2 separate regions of the Homo sapiens genome follow, and region 2 is linked to region 1. The links are chromatin contacts, found by Hi-C or POLR2A ChIA-PET in ENCODE. All regions are on one chromosome and are shown on one strand. The core of a region is the stretch at or near the end of the contact, and the rest is flanking DNA. Distances in the headings are between cores, read along the strand shown.

The links. Hi-C counts contacts between places; a loop is a spot of excess contacts on that map. ChIA-PET counts read pairs that join two places held with the same protein, here RNA polymerase II (POLR2A). Pooled maps may share reads with other maps.
Region 2: a loop to region 1 is called in a pooled map, with 2.2 times the contacts of the local background. The contact joins two enhancer-like sites. A Hi-C loop is called at or near these places in 4 of 50 pooled maps. POLR2A ChIA-PET finds 5 or more read pairs at or near these places in 2 of 52 experiments (activated naive CD8-positive, alpha-beta T cell and naive thymus-derived CD4-positive, alpha-beta T cell).

The regions. Positions count from the first base shown.
Region 1 is chr14:97,076,047-97,078,978 of GRCh38, reverse strand. No RefSeq gene overlaps it. Among named protein-coding and RNA genes, the nearest start is that of LINC02304, 77 kb to the left of the region's middle. Within about 2 kb of position 1,483, at least 4 of the 41 ENCODE cell types and tissues checked have a DNase peak (open chromatin) inside an H3K27ac peak, as active enhancers do.
Region 2 is chr14:97,119,131-97,122,054 of GRCh38, reverse strand. No RefSeq gene overlaps it. Among named protein-coding and RNA genes, the nearest start is that of LINC02304, 34 kb to the left of the region's middle. Within about 2 kb of position 1,379, at least 2 of the 41 ENCODE cell types and tissues checked have a DNase peak (open chromatin) inside an H3K27ac peak, as active enhancers do.

The DNA of each region.
Region 1 (2,932 bases), core at 234-2,733:
GGCCACCCAGCAACCTTGGGACAGTTACATCTGTGCATGTTGATCCCCAGGGCGGGCTCTTTTCTCACTGAAACCATTACTCCAGTGTATTTGACGTAATTCCTACAAAACATGATTTTTATAACTCTGATCAGGGAGCCAATTAATATAACTATTATTTATTGTGACTGCCTAGGCATAAAAACCACACAAATCAAACTGATTCCCCAAATCCACTTGGATCTCCACATTGTTAAGTCACATCCATTACACTGCTTTATAGTCGCATTTGTATTTTTTATTATTAATGCTATCAATACAATATTTATTCACCATGAAATAGCCTTCCACTTGGGAGGGAAATATGTGTACTTGTAAGTGCTCCTAATCATATCAAGCTCTGCACACGCTGGCTGGCGGATTGATGATGACTGGAACACATATTTTTTGAATAACAATAATGATCGCCAGTTATTGAAGTCCTACTAAGCACCAGGCTATGCCTTACATTCATTATCTCTTTAACCTTATCAATAATTATATCTTTCTCAACTTCATTTTACAGAAGGACACACTGAGGCTCAAGAAGGTGATGTAACTTCCCAAACATCCCACAAATAGTCAGTAAGGAACTGAGTCTTTGATCCAAGGACTCCCTGTTTTCACACAATTGCCCAAGTGCCTTCTAGGATCTATGGGGGGAAAGGCCAAAGCCAAGCATTCAAGATTGAAACCAAAACAACACACAAACATATCGCTCACTCTAATTGCGTCTCTTTCCTCATGTATTCTTCACCCAGAAATTGCCATCGTATCCATTTCAGTTTCATGCGAACTAACGCAGGCATCTGGATCACAAAGGCAGTGCGGCAAACTCACCTATGCTCTGCACATTTTGGAGAACATCCCCCTCAGTGATCTCAGGCCACATTTGATGACACCAGCACAGGTTACTAAAAAAGTGTCTTTCTCCCTTCCAGGCAGCAATAAAGGCAGCGTGCGCCATGTTGCTCTGCAAGTTCCCAAGAATTAGTAACATTTGAACAGACAATTTCTTGGTATCACTCCACTTCACCTCTCCCCACACCTCAGCCCTGCCCACCGCCAACCTCTCCGGCCAAACCCACCTCCAGGCAGCACAAATATTATTGACAATGCTAGGTGACAGCAGGAAACAAAACATACACCAATGATGAGGGTTGCCAGATAATGTACAAGATGCCCAGTTAGATTTGAATTTCAGATAAACAAGCATGTTTTTAGCATAACCATGTCCCCAAGAAGTATGATGGGAATTCACATTTAACCAAGCACCCTGTATTTTTATTTGCTCAATCTGGCAATCGTATCAACTACGTTAGAGAGAAAACTTCTACTTTCTCGGCTAAAGCTCCTTTTTTCTCTTGGCCCCTTTCCAGACCACTGCCAGGCCTCAAAGGAAGGGAAGTGGCTAATGTGCTGAGTCAGACCTCAGGACGCCCCTGGTCTGAGCTTCATCAGCCGGTAGAGTTTCTCTGTCGTCATGGCCAGTGTGCAAGCACACGCTTCCCTCCGGCGCTTCCACTTGTCAGGCACTAAGCAGACCAAAGCTGGACCTGCTGGTTTTTTTTAACCTGTTCCAACTCTGCTCTCCTGCACCTGGGTGGGGGACACAGGCAGGCCATCCCCTGCTCACACAGCCATCTTAGACTTAGGAGGGGTCATGGGAAACAAAGGTTTGGAGCCTCCCCTGCAGAGTCCAGCTGCTCTATCAGAGGGCCCGGCACCGGCGATGTCGCAGGACCTGTCATTTGGGTTAGGCACCTGTGGAGAAGGATCAATCCCTCCTCCAAAAACCTCCTCGAGGAGAAGAAATGAGGAATGAACCAGGCCTGAGCTCCGCTGAGCCCTGCTGTCCAGTGACCTGCAAAGGGGCAGCTCTCTGCCCAGAAACCGCAACACACAGGGCCAACCGCTACAGAACCTCAAACAGCCTGATACAGAGCAACATGCACAGGGCTCTGGGTTTCTCTGGAGAGTGGATCATGTGGACAAGATCAATAATCAATGCTTACTGGGGCCAATAGTTAGTGGGGCTGATATAACAAACCCATAAATAACTCTCCTCTGTTCTCTTCCTGAAACCCAACCCGGACCAGCACCAACCAGCTCTTTTCACGCTAGTGAACTGGTTATTCCTACAGATGAGTCCATTGGCATAAGGTCACTGATTTCCTTAAAGAGCATGTGCCCTTGCCATTATTTTCAGTGAGGGACCAATGAGCGGGCTACTTGAAATCTGACCCCAGACTTCAGATGGCCAGGGGCTTACAGGCACAGATCAACGTACAGCAACATTCTTTTTTTTTTTTTTTTTTTTTTGAAACAGAGCCTCGCTCTGTTGCCCAGGCTGGAGTGCAGTGGCTCTATCTCCGCTCACTGCAAGCTCCGCCTCTTGGGTTCACGCCATTCTCCTGCCTCAGCCTCCCGAGTAGCTGGGACTACAGGCACCCACCACCACGCCTGGCTAATTTTAATGTACAGCAACATTCTACCTGTGCTCCCTGATAGCATCTGACCAAAACCTCCTGCTAGCCCTGCACAGGGACAAATCTCTGTGCTGTTCATTTTCTCTTCTCTAAAAAATGGCTTATCCACTATGGAAAATAGTACACAGGTTCCTCAAAAATTAAAAATAGAACTACTACCTGATCCAGCAATCCCACTTCTGGGTATGTATCAAAAAGATTTGAAATTAGGATCTCAAAGGGATCTCTGCACTCCCATGTTCACTGCGGCACTATTTACAGCAGCCAAAATATGGAAACCACCTAAATGTCCATTGATGGATGACTGGATAAAGAAAATGTGGGGCCAGTATAGCAGTTCATGCCTATCATCCCAGCCCTTTGGGAGGTCAAGTTGGGAGGATCACTTGAGCCCAGGAATTGGAGACCAGTCTGGGCAATGTAGG
Region 2 (2,924 bases), core at 130-2,629, 43 kb before region 1:
GAAGTGACCTCATCTAAGGCTAATTTGGGATGCTTACAGAGGTCACAGGGGTATAGTCATCCCTTCTATGGGCATGAGTGTACAACTGTAAGTGCTGAGCATCATTTTAACAACTATGCCAAAAGAACAGCACAGATCAGAAATACGCACTTACAGGAGAAAATTTGCAAATGGTCGCACTGTTATGTGAGTGAGCACCTGTGGCTTGGGACATAGCCTCCAGAGGAACATAGATTTGAAGGGTGCTGTTGCTCAAACAACTCAGACAATCATGCTTACTGGTGTCAAGGTAGATTATGTAAGCTTCAAGTAACATGTAAATATGCACATATATATTATGTGTAACTAATATGCAAACCCCCATGAAATGTTAAGAGAGGAAAAATAATCTTTTTAAAATTACTATTTTATGTTGTATGAAATCTTAATTATATGTTAGTAAATTAATAAATTGATTATTCCAAGTTGATTTTTTAAGTAGTCAGCAACACTTTGTGGGAGATCTTTTCATTGAGAAGATAAGGGATGACATGACACTTGGGTTAATCTCATATTTATGTATGTGCAACTTACATTGAAACTCACCAGTGTGGTCATTTCTAAGTCAGCTCAACTAATTTTATATGAAAACGCTGGGAGAAATGTCAATGTGGCATCCAGAGTAGACAATGTGTGCTAGACAATCTCTTGCTCTTTTCTGTACCATCTCCTCTACTGCAGAGACTGGAAATGTGGATGCTGCATTTCTCAGCCTCTGTGACCAGCGGGGTTACACAGTAGGTTCTTCAATGAGAGGTGCTCATGCAAGATCTGGAAGACGGGAAAGAAGGAAGAGTCATTATTACCCCTGAAGGGCCATGAGGAGCCAGTACTTTTGCAGGCAGCTGGCATAAGGCTTTAGCACTGATGGGTCTCTGGGCAGCCCCCCATGAACTGCTGATTTCAGTGCTGCAGGATCTGAGATTGCTGGAAACTGTCCCTGCAATTTCTGTAGCTCCTGAGTTCCTAAGCTGTTTGTAGCCGTGGCTTCCCTGACCTTGCAACCCCAGGTCTTCAAATCATTTCAAAGCCTCTACTTCCTGTGTTGTCTCTTCCTCCTTGAGATACTCAGAGTTACTTTAGTTTGCCTGATGGAAGTGTCACTGATACAGATTGTCAGCAGATCTCTCTGATTCAGGCTTCAGCTGCCCCTGGCCTTGGTTCTTGGCCTCTGAGACTCCTCAGCACCACCTGCTCCCCTTTTTAAAAATGTTAGAGTGGCATGAAATGGATCAGTGAACAAAACACAGAGTTCCCCATCATTGCTGGTGTGCCAACGAATACCTCAAGTTCACTAACCACATACGTGATGTGGGGAATCTCCAGGAAGGGGGCCCTGTGGGTCTATGAGTCAGGCCCCACATTGAGACTCTGAAGCCAGAAACCTGAGCTCTTGAAGAGGCTCAGCGCCTTGGGTAACCTCTTCTAACCTCCTCCCCTGGATATATATTTTACCTGGCCCCTCAAAATTGACCTGTGTCTGCAAGCCCAAGGTGAGTGCAATTTTAGTGCCAAAGCAACGCCACCATGGATGTAAGGAGGCTAGGCCTGAAGGCAGAGCAAAAATGAACTTAGAGAAAGTGAGAGCCACAGTCCTTCGCAGACAGCATTGGCTTGGGGCAGGGTTCACTTTTTAGAGGAGGGAACTAGAGCAGTCACTGTCCTTCCAGAAAATACCCTCCCCTGGTGTATTAGTCTGTTTTCACACTGCTGATAAAGACATATCCAAGACTGGGCAATGTACAAAAGAAAGAGTTTTAATGAACTTACAGTGCTGCGTGGCTGGGGAGGCCTCACAATCATGGCAGAAGGTGAAAGGTACGTCTCATGTGGTAGCAGACAAGAGAAGAGAGTTTGTGCAGGGAGACTCCCATTCTCAAAGCCGTCGGATCTCATGAGACTTATTCACCTGGGAAGTCTTTTATTCTTCCTATTGCTGCCGAGTCAGGCGAGGTCTCCCTGTTCTTCCACCCCTCCCTGGCCTGTCATCTACTTAGTGTCGCCGTCTGTCTATACAGCAGTCAGCATTTCCCAAAGCCAGCATGTATTCAAGGGAGCAAGAAATTATCAATTTATTTATATTTTTGTAACTCAACTGAATCTCTATTTGGGGTCTATATTAGTAAAAGCACAGCTTCAGTAGAGGCTATAGAGGTATAGGCTCTTACGACATTGAGTTCCCACAATATTTCCTTAAATAAGAGGGAGGTTTATTTCTCTCACACATCGCAGTCCAGAGCAGGAGGGAGCTCTGCATCTCTCCCTGGAGTGCCCAAGCTGGTGAGATGTCTCTGCCATCCTCGATGTGAGGCTCCCCATCTCTGGCTCTAAGCTGGGTGGCTCAATTGTTGTCATCACATGGTCAAGTGCAATTCTTCTGCCGTAGGTTTGAAATTGCAGACTTTGGAGGGTGAGAGACACATACAGGGTGGGAGAAGAAGCTTCATTGTTAAGTACAAGAAACGAGAGTTGCACACACCACTGTTTTCATATCCCATTTTCCTTGAGACAATGGGTAGAATAGTGGCTCCCAAAGACGTCCTTGACTTAATCTTCAAAACCTTGAATATGTTGCCTTACTTGGCATAAGAGACTTTGCAAAGATGTTTAAGGTTAAGAACCTTGAGATAAGGGGATGATCTTAGATTACCCAGGAGGGCTCAATGTGTTTGTGTGAATCCTTAAACACGGAGAAGGTTTCCTGGCTATAGTCAGTCAGAAAGGCATGTCATGACAGAAAAAGGATCAGAAGAGAGAGAGATGTGAGCTTTGAAGATGGAAGAAAGGGCCATGAGCCAGGGACTGCATGCCTCCTTAAGAGCCAGAAGGGTTAAGAGAATGGATGCAACTCTGGAACCACCAGAAGGAACACTGGCCCTGCCAAC